3 separate regions of the Homo sapiens genome follow, and regions 1 and 2 are each linked to region 3. Evidence: chromatin contacts called from ENCODE Hi-C data. All regions are on one chromosome and are shown on one strand. Each heading gives the region's core, a stretch centred on a gene start or an enhancer-like site at or near the end of the contact. The rest is flanking DNA. Distances are from core to core; before and after follow the strand shown. Region 1 holds the start of GLG1 (golgi glycoprotein 1). Region 2 holds the start of FBXO31 (F-box protein 31). Region 3 holds the start of CENPN (centromere protein N).

Region 1 (4,985 bases), core at 398-2,897, 6.4 Mb after region 3:
AACTGCTTGAACCCAGGAGGTGGAGGTGGCAGCTCCGAGCAGAGATCACGCCACTGCACTCCAGCCTGGGCAACAGAGTGAGATTCCGTCTCAAAAAAAAAAAAAAAAAATTAACATACGCTAGTGACATCTCAAGGACTTCTGGTGATGTGTCCAGCCTGCCTGACTGAAACTTACCTATGCCATGTGTTTGCTAATAAACATGGGGCTGCCTTAGTCAGTGCTCAAGGTTAGCAGCAGCCTCATGATCATTTTATGACAGTAGCAAAGGTGACCGTTGGTGGAGATGCCAACAAGCTCTCATTCCCCATGATAGAGGCCTGGGGTCAGCCACAGTGGGTAATTTGTACTCACAGAATATCTTCAGTCTCAGGAGCTCCTTTTGGGTTCCCTGAGCTCCTGACTTTTCAGGTTCTAGTTATGTCTAACTTGGTCTTGACTGCTCATTTGCGGGTCAGGACAGCAGAAGCTGTCTGTTTACTACAGTAGATGTAATTCGCATTTTTGGACACAATGACCAGTGGAGATTACACAACCCAAACTGCCCTCATTCCCCAACATGTGCATGGACAGAGTGGGATGAAAGTGCGCCAGGGTGGTGGGAAGCCCCAGGGATTCTGGTGGCTAGCCTAGCTGTCTACAGGATGGCAGAGTTCCTCTTGGGCAGCTCATTTAATCCCTCCACGCAGAACTGTTAACATCTCTGTGCCATTCTTCAGTTAAATGAGAACCTAACGCAGGCCTGATGCATGGCTCAGATTACACAGCGGATGTGAAGAGGCTTTGGGAACATATCCTCTCTCCTAAGGACAGGGAGGGGATGCTAGTGTGGGGTGCCTGCGGTGTTGCATGCAGGTCAATGAGAACAGTTACCGACACACAGACTTAACCCGAGTCCTCAAAGATGTGTTTTATTATTATTTTTTCATCCTTTAAACATGAATCTAAATGCTGGCTTAAAATCAGGATTCATGCATAAACGGCTTCCCAGTTTATTAACAATACTGGCTGTGACTTTTTGAGTTCAGTGTTGTGGGCCAGGCACTTAAATTATTATTTCGAATCTTGCCAATGGTACTTTACATTTGAGCTCTTGCGTACCCTGCCAGAGCAAGGATTATAACCTTAATTTTTTTTCTTACCCCAGAACTTATGCTCTTAACCCTATTCAATGCTGTCTCTCTCTTTGGCTAAGAAAGACTTCTGAGGCAGATGGAAGGAAGGAAGGAAGGAGGGAGCGATACAAGGAGAGGCTTTCCGATTCCGTAATACACCTGGTTGTGCAAAGTTCACCTCTACATATAAAGTTTTTGTTTTCCAAGTCATTGAACCGGCGACATATTCTACCGGCCATTTTGGTTGTGGCAACCCCAATTCCCTTGATTTTTTTTTTTGTGACAGCAAATGGAATTAGAGTAGGCCGCCCTGCCCGGGCTTTTTAAGAAACCCCAGCAACCCCCCCGGGTAAGGAGCGCCGCTCTCCCGCCCGCCGGTCCAGGGTGTGTGCGGTTTCCAGCACGGCCTCCTCCTTCGCCCCACTCTGGGTTCGCGGGTCGGCGCCGGCGGGGCGGGGCTCGGCAGGGCCACGCTGCCACGCCCAGCGTCTCCACCCCCTCATTTAAATACGCGGCGCCGGCGAGTGCGTCGAGCTCGCCGCGGACTCAAGATGGCGGCGTGTGGACGTGTACGGAGGATGTTCCGCTTGTCGGCGGCGCTGCATCTGCTGCTGCTATTCGCGGCCGGGGCCGAGAAACTCCCCGGCCAGGGCGTCCACAGCCAGGGCCAGGGTCCCGGGGCCAACTTTGTGTCCTTCGTAGGGCAGGCCGGAGGCGGCGGCCCGGCGGGTCAGCAGCTGCCCCAGCTGCCTCAGTCATCGCAGCTTCAGCAGCAACAGCAGCAGCAGCAACAGCAACAGCAGCCTCAGCCGCCGCAGCCGCCTTTCCCGGCGGGTGGGCCTCCGGCCCGGCGGGGAGGAGCGGGGGCTGGTGGGGGCTGGAAGCTGGCGGAGGAAGAGTCCTGCAGGGAGGACGTGACCCGCGTGTGCCCTAAGCACACCTGGAGCAACAACCTGGCGGTGCTCGAGTGCCTGCAGGATGTGAGGGAGGTGAGGAGGTGGGACGAAGCCGGGAGGGCCAGGCCTGGTGCGGGCCCGAGGGTGTTGCCGGCCTTGGAAGCCGCTGACGCCGGTCGGCTGCTTTCCTTGCTTCCTCTGTGCTGCACTCGCTCCTTCCCTCTTTGCTCCTCACTCCCAGGCGCTTTCAGGGAAAAGGATACCACTCCCACTCCTTCTTTCCCCCGCCCTTATTTCCCTCCCTGTTGCCGGGGTCTGGGACGAAAACCTGGGCTCCTGGCCGCAATCCGCCGAGGCCCAGAGCGTGTCTGTTCGCTCCTGTCTTTTGTGTGATGCTCTATGCAGAGTGTCTCCTCGCCGAAGATCAGTTTAGGATTTTGCCATCAGTTTCGACTAGGACAATTTGTGGCAAGCCATTTAAACATAAAAAAATGCCTGGCGTACTTAGGCTGTAAAGAATGATCTGTTTATTAGCAGTAGATGTAATTCGCAAATCCATATTTTTGGTGCTGAAATTAATGTATGCTTTGTTTTCTTCACTTCCTTTGGTCAGTTGTATTGAACCCCATGTTTAAGCTGTTAACTCCCAGTGACTTGGCGCCCCAAAGCTTGAAAAGTTGGGGAAGCGTTTGAAGCTGTGTTTGTGACTGGGTTATGGGATCTTGCCTTTCTGAGGTCTGAATGTGATTTTAACAGTATCTCTTAATGAAATCTACATTTGTCGTTGCTTGGTGTGATTCAGTTGAGTGACATTGATAATTTATAATCAAGTGACATTGATAATTTATAATCTAGGTTTAATGCTGCAGACCATAATGACAATTCTCAAAGTTTGGGAGCAAATCTGACAGTAGTAACTTTTTCCAGAGGTGTAGGTATATAAAATTAGCCCTAAAGGTGGACAAATAGAATGAAGCTACCACTTGATACTGTTTTTGGTTTTTTTTTTAAATATCAGATTTGTTTAAGGCGTTCAAGCTATAGCAAGACCACTTGCTTGTAGAAATTTGCTTCTCTTGGCATTTCCCCCCTTCATCTCGTGTTCTAGTATTCTATACAAAAGCAATTCAGATAGAGGAAAAGACATACATAAGCAGGAGACAGAAAGAAAGGAAGTTTCCAGAGCCCCTAGAAATGTGAGGCCTTACCTGACTTCTCATCTTCAGCTTAACGACTAGAGGGATAGTCCTCTGGTAGATACAGCTAATATTCCTAACTCTGTCGAACTTTTTGGAATTTTCTTTTCGCTCTTTGAGGACACATAATAGATGTCGTTTCATCAAACTAGGATCCTAATACTGGTGACCAAACAATTAGTAGTAGTTTGTGGTAGAAACAGCACATTATTAGGGAAAGTGGCAAAAAGTGGCCTATTCAAGGAGTGTATATATCCTTCATGTGTATTCCGGACATTTGGAAACCTCCACTTAAAGGAGGCAGTTTTATGCTCCAGAGGAGGAAAGGCGTCATATAAATTGGAAATGGGGGTTTTGGGGGGTTGGGGGGAGGTGGAGGGACCAAATTTCCAATTTAATGTTTTTTCCTCCAGTTTTTACATACAGAAATAATGAAGGAAGAGTACTGTGAACACCTATGTGTATTCTTCAGGAGGTGGAGTTATTTTTAAACTTCTTTTCTTTTTTTTGAGATGGAGTCTCACTCTGTCGCCAGGCTGGAGTGCAGTGGCTTGAACTTGGCTCACTGCAACCTCCACCTCCCGGCTTTAAGCAATTCTGCCTCAGCCACCTGAGTACCTGGGACTACAGGCGAGCGCCACCACGCCCAGCTAATTTTTGTATTTTTAGTAGAGACAGGGTTTCACCATGTTGGCCAGGATGGTCTCGATCTCCTGACCTTGTGATCTGCCAGCCTCGGGCTCCCAAAGTGCTGAGATTAGTGGTGTGAGCCACCACCCCCACCCTATTTTCTTTTTCTTTAAAGACAGCGAAAGGAAATTTCATTCTGCTTAGTCTGGGAGTTAATTAAATCTGATCTATGTGTTTGAAAGAGCATAACTTAAAGAAGTAAACTAGTTAGGCACATTTGAAGAAACATGTATAGAATATGTTTTGTATTTGCTGTTCAGTAAGTAGAACTATTTGATAGTGAAATAGATATATGTACTTTTCTGTCCCTTTGCATGCAAATGCAGGGAACATTTTCCTATCCGTACCCATTATTGGAATTATGAAAAGGCAGAGCATATGAGTACAGTTGTTCCTTGGTATCACTGGAGGATGGTTCCAGGCCTCCTGCAGATATTGAAATCCAAGGACGCTCAAGTACCTTATACCGTATAAAATGGTGTCGTATTTCCATATCATCTGTGCACACCCTTCCGAATTCTTGTCTTCTCTAAAATACTTGTGATACCTAGTACAGTGCCTACATATCAGTTCATTCATGTGGATTCACTGTAGTACTTGGCATATGTCAAACTTAACTTTTGCTTTTTGGAACCTTATGGAACTTTTCTTTCTGAAAAAAAATTTTTTATTATGGAGACAGGGTCTCGCTCTGTCATCCAGGCTGGAGTGCAGTGGTGCAGTCATAGCTCACTGCAGCCTCAGTCTTCTGGGTTTGAGAGTTCACTGAAGCCTCCACATTCCGGGTTCAAGTGATCTTCCCAGCTGGGCTTTCCAAAGTGCTGGGATTAGAGTTGTGAGCCACTGTGCCTGGCCTTGGGATTCTTTTTTTTTTTTTTTAACGCTCTCGGATGAGTCATGCTTTTAAAAAGGCCAAGTATATCATGGGTCCACTATGAAATAATAGATGTAATAGCCAGTAATGGTGTGTTAGTAGTCCTAGTTGTGTGTGTATAATTATTAGTAGTTCAAGTTATTTAAATAAAAACAAAAAATTAGAAAGTGTAAGGCAGAAAAGAAAAAATATTCCCTGGGCTGTTCTAGTAGGT
Region 2 (4,782 bases), core at 2,221-4,720, 6.4 Mb before region 3:
GATTCAATGTGTAGTAGTTTTCTGCTGGCACTGTCTTTCCCCTTGGGTTCCTTCCCACCAACAGGTATTGCTGAAGCGCTCACGGTCATTCTTTTCTTTCTATTATTATTATTTTTGTAGAGATGGGGTTTCACTTCGTTGCCCAAGCTAGTCTCCTGGGCTCAAGCAATCTTCCCTGCTCAGCCTCCCAAAGTGTTGGGATTCTGGGTGTGAGCCACCACTCCCAGCCTTTTCTTTCTATTCTAAATGGTCAGTGCTAATTCCATCCTTCCACAACTTTGGGTACACAGCCTTCCATTATTCTTGCTGTCTGTCTTTTGTCCCTCTAATCCTGTGCTTTTCATCCTTGGTTATTCATATATCACCAACCATCTTCTATGGTTACTATTTTCTTTCAAACAGCTCATTTTTTATTTAAGGTATATTAAAATAGATTTGCCATTGCAGTAATGACCCTGCAATCATAAGTCTGATGTACTAGTTACATGTCTCAAATACTAAACCAGAATAAAGGCCGGGTGCAGTGGCTCGTGCCTGTAATCCTAGCACTTTGGGATGCCGAGGTGGGTGGATCGCCTCTGGTCAGGAATTCAAGACCAGCCTGGCCAACATGGCAAAAACCCATCTCTATTAAAAATACAAAAATTAGCCAAGTGTGGTGGCACTCGCCTGTAATCCCAGCTACTCGGGGAGGCTGAGGCAGGACAATAGCTTGAACCCGGGAGGCGGGGGCTGCAGTGAGCTGAGATTGTGCCACTGCACTCCAGCCTGGGTGACAGAGTGAGACTCCGTCTCTAAATAAATAAATACATAAATATAAAATGTTTCTGTACCACATAAAATCGTCCTGCATACAATTCATCTGCATACCACGCTGCTCACTGAAGCCTGAGTTGGCTTCCCAAAACACCACTTTCATCACTGTGTCATTCCCGAATTTGCGAGGGCTTCATCTGTCTTCCACGAGTTCACATTCTAACTCCAACCTATATTTTATCTCTTTTTCTTGTCATTTTTCATTTCCATCCTATATTTTCAGCTTCTGCTCAGACCACACCCTGGACTGAACCAGCCTCCTGTTTCCCTCAGGCCTCCTGAGGTCCCTGATCTCCGGCAAGTGATGCTCCTTCTCACCATCGTCTGTGCCATTGCCTTGAAAACTCCCTTCCTGGCCTCGCCTACTACATGAGCCAGGGACAACCAGCTGTCCTTTTATTCTTTTCTTTTTTTTTTTTGAGAAAGAGTCTTGCTCTGTCGCCTAGGCTGGAGTGCAGTGGCTCAATCTCGGCTCACTGCAACCTCCACCTCCCGGGTTCAAGTAATTCTTCTGCCTCAGCCTCCTGAGTAGCTGGGATTACAGGTGCCCGCCACCATGCCCGGCTAATTTTTGCATTTTTTCAGTAGAGACAAGGTTTCACCATGTTGGCCAGGCTGATCTTGAACTCCCAACCTCAGGTGATCTGCCCGCCTTGGCCTCCCAAAGTTCTGGGATTACAGGTGTGAGCCACCAGGCCTGGCCGCTATCCTTTTTTTCTAGAACATTCTCCCATCAAGTGTTCTCCTCCTGGCTAACTCCAAATTTTCCTTTGATTTATAAATGTCATTTCCTCAAAGAACCTTTGATCATCCAAAGTCTGGTCTCTGCTATAAGATCTTGTTAGTTTTACTTATTGTTAGAGCATTACAATTTATAATTTATGTATTTATCTATGTGGTTACTTGTTTAATGGCTGATCTCCCTGGTAGATAGCAGGATGTTATTAGTTGAAACCATTTTTTTTTTTTTTTGAGACAGAGTCTTGCTCTGTCGCCCAGGCTGGAGTGCAGTGGCACGATCTTGGCTCACTGCAAGCTCTGCCTCCCGGGTTCACACCATTCTCCTGCCTCAGCCTCCCGAGTAGCTGGGACTACAGGCACCTGCCACCACACCTGGCTAATTTTTTGTATTTTTAGTAGAGACGGGGTTTCACCGTGTTAGCCAGGATGGTCTCAATCTCCTGACCTCATGATCTGCCCGCCTCGGCCTCCCAAAGTGCTGGGATTACAGGCGTGAGCCACCGCGCCCGGCCTAATTTTTTAAATTATTTGTAGAGATGGGGGCGTCTCACTATGTGGGTAGGCTGGTCTCCGACTCCTGGGCTTAACCGATCTACCCGCCTCGGCCTCCCAAAGTGCTAGAATTACAGGCGTGAGCCACTGCGCCTGGCCTGTGTGGTTTGTTTGTTTGTTTGTTTGAAGAGACAGGGTTTCACCATGTTGGTCAGGCGGGTCTCAAACTCCTGACCTCAGGTGATGCACCCTTCTCCGCCTCCCAAAGTGCTGGGATTACAGACGTGAGCCACCGCGCCCAGCCATTTGTGGCTATTTTTGTTTTTTGTTTGTTTTGGAGACAGGGTCACGCTGTGTTGCCCAGGCTGAAGTGCAGTGGCACCATCACGGGTCACTACAGCCTCGGCCTCCTGGGATCAAGCGATCCTCCCGTCTCAGCTTCTCTTTCTAAAATTTTGTTTTGTAGACAGGGTCTCGCTGTATTGCCCAGGCCGGTCTCGAGCTCCTGGCCTCGATTGATACTCCCGCCTGGGCCTCCAAGAGATGGGGTCCGAGGCGAGCCCACGGCGACGTGCGCGGCTGCTCAGGTGAGAGGACGCCTTCGCGGTCACCACCCGCGGACCTGGGAGACGACCCCGCTCAGCGGCCTCGGCGGAGCCCAGCTGGAGCAGGCGTGCGCGGCTCCCAGCAGCTGCAGGAACAGGCGCCCTTTGGGCGGCGCCGCATGGCAGGGCCTCCCTTTCCAGACCGGGCGCGCATCCCCGGATCTCTTGGGCCGCGCCGGCCGCCGCCCCTCCAAGCCCTCCCCGGGGCTTCCGCAGGGAGCTCGGGATCCCCGAAGGTCCCTGCAGAGCTCCGCAGCTCGGGCCTTTTGGTTACCATAAGGCGGAGACGATGGAACGCGCGTTGTTTCAATGGACAAAAGGGCTTCTAGGCGCCCTTTGGGGTTCTGGCTGCTGCCTCTGTATTTGGAGGCTGTAAGGCGCATCTTTCTACTCACCGGCCGGCGCGGCACAGTTTCGGGCGCCGGAAGCGGGACGCACGGGCGCGAGGGGCGACCCCTATCTCCACAAAAGCCGCGGCGCGAAGTGGTCGCCGAGCAGCCTCGTTAGCGCAGTAGGCAGCGCGTCAGTCTCATAATCTGAAGGTCGTGAGTTCGAGCCTCACACGGGGCAGTCTAACGTTTTGCACTCGGCATCACCACTTTCTTTTCTCATGCCCGTCACGGGCGGCGCCCTCACGCTGGAGGGGAGGGCAGCAGTGCGGGGTCTCTGAGGTCGCCGCCCCGCGGGGAGGGGGTGGCGCGGCCGGGGCGGAGCTCTACGTAGGGGCGGGGCTAGGCTCTCCAGGGGGCGTGGCGAGCTCTGCGGCGGGGGCGTGGCTCGGCGCTGGCGGGGCGGGGCCGCGCTGGAGCGTGCGCACAGGCGGCAGCAGTGGCCGTCACTGGGCGGCATGGCGGTGTGTGCTCGCCTTTGCGGCGTGGGCCCGTCGCGCGGATGTCGGCGCCGCCAGCAGCGCCGGGGCCCGGCCGAGACGGCGGCGGCCGACAGCGAGCCGGACACAGACCCCGAGGAGGAGCGCATCGAGGCTAGCGCCGGGGTCGGGGGCGGCTTGTGCGCGGGCCCCTCGCCGCCGCCCCCGCGCTGCTCGCTGCTGGAGCTGCCGCCCGAGCTGCTGGTGGAGATCTTCGCGTCGCTGCCGGGCACGGACCTACCCAGCTTGGCCCAGGTCTGCACGAAGTTCCGGCGCATCCTCCACACCGACACCATCTGGAGGAGGCGTTGCCGTGAGGGTGAGCGCGCGGGGGTGGCGGGGCCGGGAGGGGCGGGGGGTCCCTGCCAGGTGGAGGCCTCGGAGCTGGGAGTGGCGGGGGCGGTGGCCCCGGCCGGGGGCCACCAGTTGGGCGCGGGGCCCGGCGATGTGGTGTTTTGGGTGTGGGTGGGGAGCGGCCGCGGTGACACCACGTTGAGGGGGCCAGGGAGGTATTTGAGGCGGTTAGGGAGGGTCCGAGGGGTCCAAGAGAGGCAGACGGGGTAGGGAGGGGTTGAGGGCGTCAGGGAGGCATCGAAGAGGCCCTGACGCGGGGCACGGGACACCACGGGGCCGAGGCCGTGCCGGGAGCTGGGGCTGGGATCCCTCGAGGTCTGCGCGGGGCCTAAGCTGACGCCTGGGGGCCGCCTCCTCTGCCCCTGTCTTGAAGGCGAGCCGAGGGTGCCCCGCTGGCCCTGACCAGAGACGAGGTGAACTTGAAGAAATGGGAGCAGGCCGGGCGCGGTTTCACGCCTGTAATCTCAGCACTTAGGGAGGCCGAGGCGGGCGGGTCACCTGAGGTCAGGAGTTCGAGACCAGCCTGGTGAAGATGGTAAAACCCCGTCTCTACTTACAAAAATACAAAAATTAGCCGGGCGTGGTAGCGGGCGCCTGTAATCCCAGCTACTCGGGAGGGTGAGGCAGAAGAATGGCTTGAACCCGGGAGGCGGAGGTTGCACTGAGCCAACATCTGGGCCATTGCACTCCACCCTAGGCGACAGAGTGCGACTTGGTCTCAAACAACAGCAACAAAAAAAATTACGGGAGTAGGGGAAGCCCAGTGTCGGGGGCTCCTGATGGTGGGGGCGTAGAGAGACGGATGGATCACAGCGGTGCGGGCTGGACTTTTGCCTTCAGCAATATTGGATGTAACAGATCACAGGAGGAGATGTTTATTTAATCTGGAGTTCAAGGCTCTCTCTG
Region 3 (4,489 bases), core at 866-3,365:
CTTCTTGCAATTCTGGTGTTAGCTTAGATGGTTTCTCCTCAGACTTATCCTGACCACCCAACCAAAAGTTACTTCCCCACTCTCCACTGCTAATTGTTTTTTTCCTTTTTTTTAGACGGAATCTTGCTGGGTCACCCACATTAGAGTGTAGTAGTGGGATTTCTGCTCACTGCAGCCTCCTGCAGCCTCTGCCTCCCAGATTCAAATGATTCTCCTGCCTCAGCCTCCCGAGTATCTGGGATTACAGGTGTGCACCATGACACCCAACTAATTTTTCTACTTTTAGTAAAGATGGGGTTTCACCATGTTGGTCAGGCTGGTCTTGAACTCCCAAGCTCAAGTGATCCTCCCGCCTCGGCCTCCCAAAGTACTGGGATTACAGGCGTGAGCCTCTGCACCAGGCCATCCACTGCTAATTGTCTTTACAGAACTATCTGAAATTATCTTTTTAACTTTTCTTGTTTCTAAAATTGAGCTCCAGGGCAGGACGATGTTTTTATTCACAGCTATACTCCTAGACCAGAACTGCCTCACTATAGTCAGTAAGTCTAATCAGGCCAAGAACAGTCTAATGTGTCTTTGATAAATACTTGTGGAATGAATGCCTGAGGAGACAACCTGGGTGGTTTGGGGTTCAACAGTCAGTGAAACATCAAATCAACACCTCTCCCATTAAGAACACGGGCGAGGGGCCGGGAGCGCGCCGGGCGTGGTGTATCACTTGAGGTCAGTCGTTCAAGACCACCCAGGCCAACATGGTGAAACTCCGTCTCTACTAGAAATACAAAAATTAGCCGGGTGTCGTGACGCACACCTCTAGTCCCAGCTACTCGGGAGGCTGAGGCAAGAGAACAGCCTGAATCCGGGAGGAGGAGGTTGCAGTGAGCCGAGAACGTGCCACTGCCCTCCAACATGGGCGACAAAGCAAGACTCCGTCTCAAAAAAACAAAAAACAAACAAAAAAACCCACAGACGAGGCTACCCGTTAAAATGAAGATTCCTGGGCCCTATCAAATTAAACTGTGAGGAGGGCGCACGGAGGGCTTGAGATTTAGCATCTTTTAAAAAGTACGTCAGATGATTTATTCCGGGTAAAGTTTGCAGAACGCCAGTCTAAAGAAATTTGGTAGAGCGCCCTCAGTCTCACCAATTAAGACGGAAATCCCTTTAGTAAACGTTTACCCCGTGACCATTTTTAAACTTTCCTTTTTTTGTTGTTTCGGAGACACAGTCTCGCTTTGTCGCCCAGGGTGCAGTGCAGTGGCGCGATCTCGGGTCACTGCAACCTCCGCCTCCCGGGTTCATGCGCTTCTCCTGCCTCAGCCTCCCAAATAGCTGGGATTACAGGCACCCGATACCACGTCCGGTTAATTTTTGTATTTTTAGTAGAGACGGGGTTTCACCATGTTGGCCAGGCTGGTCTCGAACTCCTGACCTAAGGTGATCCGCCCACGTCGGTCTCCCAAAGTGTTGGGATTACAGGCGTAAACTACCGCGCCTGGCCCCATTTTAAAACTTTCTTTATACTTCCTAGCGTTTTAGTGTCTGACATACAGTAGATGCTCAAGATCTGTGGAACGCATGATCAAAAAGATCCATTTTAAGTAACGTTCCCGTAGCCACACACCTCTGCTGCGCTCCAACAGGCAATGCGAGGAGCAACGCAAGAGGGTACAGGGACAAAAAACGACGGAAGCCGAGGTGACAGAAAAGCAAAACCCCAACTCTGGGAAAGGAAGCAACCCCAGGATCGTAGAGCGGAGCCCCTGGTCACATGACCACACGGCCCTCCCCTGACGCAGTCGCGAGCCTACGAAAGGCTCCACCCGCCCCACCGCGGGCGAGGTGACGTCACAGCCGGCACAGCGCCACCGCCCCCTCACCTCGGCCCGAACCGTAGTTCCTCGCCCCGAGCCCGAGACCCAGCGCCAATCCTGCGCCTCACAACGTGCGACAATTGCGAAAAAGCCACCCCCGAGGCCTGGGATCTGGCTTCCTCAAGGCCCCACACCCTCCGGGGCCCGATCCAGTGCCGCCCGGGGCTCTCTTACCGGCCCACATCTCCTGCAGTCTCACTCCTCAAGAGCTGTTCCCGCTCGCCGCGCCTTCAAAGCCACCAATTGCAGTTCCCGCCGCCTCCAAGCTCCGCCCACCGGAGCACAAGCATCAGGCTGTGTCTTGGGCACAGGGGACTGCACGGGGGAGCGACTGAAGCGAAGGTCGCCGAGCCCCCCACGCCGCTCTTCTTAGAAGTGTGCAACCTTGCACCAGTAGTGGACTTACACATAGGCTCCGTTAGGACCTGGCTTATGTGCTCGGCTTGTGGCTTAGACGCTGCCGTGCCCCAGTGGACTCACTGTGCCTCCCCCCACGACGGACGGAAATGGGCCCCTCCAGGACAGGCGGCGCATGCGCCTTGGGGCCCGCGGGCGGCGGGGGCGAGGAGCCGGGAGCACGGTGGAGCGGTGGAGGGCGTCACTGGGTTTCGGCGTCTGGCAAGCGGTTCAGCTGTCTGCTCCCTAGCAGCCGGCCTTCGGGTCGGGCGTCTCCGCCGGCTACTGCCGCTTCAGTTCTCCCGGTGTGGCCACGAGTCGGGTGAGTCTCGGGAGTCCAGGCCGTTCCGAACGCGTTCCGTTGTTCCTCCTCAGGTCCCTGATGGCGCGTCCCGCCGAGCCCCTTCCTGCCGCCCGTCGGCCCCAGGAGGTGGGGACCAGGAAGACCCGGCTGCCGCAGGCCCACAGCCGGGCTGCTGCGCTGGGGAGGCTGCGAGCGAGGTGGCTGGGCGCTCGCTGGAACACGCTGGTGGCCGAGACAGGCCGTGGGCGTCGCTCGGGGTTGGGATCCGCCCGCCACTCACTCAACTGGCTGGTGACCTTGGGCGCGCTCCTCCCCTCCCGGAGCCGGGGCTTCCTCGCCGGTAAAATGGACCTTGAGGAATGGAGCCCTCAACACAGGGTTTGACACGATGAGCGCCCAATAAAGTGTTGTTATTGTTGTTTATCTAGCAATTGAGAATTTGCGGGTAGAAAACGGGGGCCGTTCAAGCAAGTCTCAGCTGCAGTGCCCTGTGATGTGAGAACCCACCAAGAGCCCCATCAGTACACTTTACTCTTTTTTCTCCTTTAATGCTTTTTTTTTCCAGGAAAGTAATACATTCATCTTGCTTTTCTTGCGTTTAAAGATCAGGCGTTTTACGTAGAGTCTTAAGTAAATCAGTTTTGGAAGTCTTCATTTAAAACCTCAAAGGCATGGAAGTTTTCGATGGCAAAGGAATTATGTTGTGATGCCATTCGTATCTCCTCTCCTTTATATGTATGGCTTTTGCACTTGTTTAGTTGATTTAAAATGAGTTTCTTTTTCATCCTTTTCCTACTGCGTTGAGGCCTGAACTAGTTGTCAGTTTCTGACATTCCGCGAACATCGATTGGGCATTTACCATGTGCATTGGCAAGAATGCTCCCTCACGAGCCTGTGCGTTCCTTGAGATGTGTGAACGAGTATTTTCCTCTGAAATTCACATGATTCTGGCAGAGTGCTAGGCACCTTGTAAGTCCTGGTAATGTTTATTCAGGGAAAGCTGCGAGGGCGCATTCTCTGAGAAACTCTTCGGTGGAAGTCAGAGTAGTTAAGCCCTTCTCCCTAGGCAGCACCCCCGGGTCCCTCCCAGAAGCAGCCTGGCATGGGGTCTACAGTGCCAGCGCCAGTCGCTTTCTTAGTGGTATCGGTTTAGAACTGGTCCTGTGATAAGTGGAAGTGGGCAGGGGAGGCCGTCCCCGACCGTGTCTGCGACCTCTGCTGCAGTATGGCTCATAGCTTGAAAAGTTGAAAAATAATTCTTTAATACCAGGGCCGAAATGTAGGCCTTAAAAATGTTTTATGTTATTTATTTATATATATATATATTTAAATTTTATTTTGAGACGGCGTCTTGTTTTGTCGCCCAGGCTGGAGTGCAGTGGCGCGATCTCGGCTCACTGCAACCTCCACCTCCCGAGTTCTAGTGATTCTCGTGCCTCAACCTCCTGAGTAGCTAGGGTTACAGGCCACGCCTGGCTAATTTTTGTATTTTTAGTAGAGACGGGGATTCACCATGTTGGCCAGGCTTGTCCTGACCTCAAGTGATCTGCCTGCCTCGGCCTCCCGAAGTGGTGGGATTACAGGCGTGAGCCACCGCGCCTAGCCTAAAAAGATATATTTTAGAAAGCGGAGTGTTTACAGTTTTTTTTTCTGGAGAACAGTTTCTTCAGACTCTGCACAACAGACTTTTCTGGCCTTGTTTTTTGCTTATTTTGCAGTAGCATTAGAAATTACAACTGTAGTGTAAATTTCCTGTGCAGCCGCACAATAGGAAAATCTTTCTAAAGAAAAGCCAACTGGCATTAAAATACAGGGTTCTTCCTTGTGATTATAGATTTGCTGAAGTGAGTTATTAGAATGCTTACCCGTTTTCTTTATACTAGAGTTAATACAGCGCTGGCTCTTGGTTTAT

What was found. A loop is a pair of places that touch in the nucleus more often than their neighbours do. Pooled maps may share reads with other maps.
Region 1: a loop to region 3 is called in a map of CD4-positive, alpha-beta memory T cell, with 17 times the contacts of the local background. The contact joins the promoter of GLG1 here to the promoter of CENPN in region 3. A Hi-C loop is called at or near these places in 2 of 168 maps with a recorded cell type or tissue (CD4-positive, alpha-beta memory T cell and naive thymus-derived CD4-positive, alpha-beta T cell) and 11 of 50 pooled maps.
Region 2: a loop to region 3 is called in a map of GM12878, with 11 times the contacts of the local background. The contact joins the promoter of FBXO31 here to the promoter of CENPN in region 3. A Hi-C loop is called at or near these places in 2 of 168 maps with a recorded cell type or tissue (GM12878 and naive thymus-derived CD4-positive, alpha-beta T cell), 1 of 37 single-sample maps with no recorded cell type and 15 of 50 pooled maps.

The regions. Positions count from the first base shown.
Region 1 is chr16:74,603,776-74,608,760 of GRCh38, reverse strand. GLG1 (golgi glycoprotein 1) reads left to right here and starts at 1,647. Exons shown (of 26, transcript NM_001145667.2): 1 at 1,647-2,104. The coding sequence starts at 1,667. RefSeq lists silencers at 1,477-1,666, 1,897-2,076.
Region 2 is chr16:87,382,464-87,387,245 of GRCh38, reverse strand. FBXO31 (F-box protein 31) reads left to right here and starts at 3,470. Exons shown (of 9, transcript NM_024735.5): 1 at 3,470-3,841. The coding sequence starts at 3,502. TRM-CAT6-1 (tRNA-Met (anticodon CAT) 6-1) reads left to right here and starts at 3,152; the gene lies at 3,152-3,224. It overlaps LOC124903747 (a long non-coding RNA gene), which reads right to left and starts at 3,313. Exons shown (of 2, transcript XR_007065168.1): 1 at 3,050-3,313. RefSeq lists enhancers at 2,362-3,013, 3,014-3,667 and silencers at 3,075-3,734, 3,875-4,114.
Region 3 is chr16:81,004,840-81,009,328 of GRCh38, reverse strand. CENPN (centromere protein N) reads right to left here and starts at 2,115. Exons shown (of 11, transcript NM_001100624.3): 1 at 2,052-2,115. CMC2 (C-X9-C motif containing 2) reads left to right here and starts at 2,444. Exons shown (of 4, transcript NM_020188.5): 1 at 2,444-2,595. RefSeq lists enhancers at 1,607-1,746, 2,057-2,166 and a silencer at 2,337-2,706.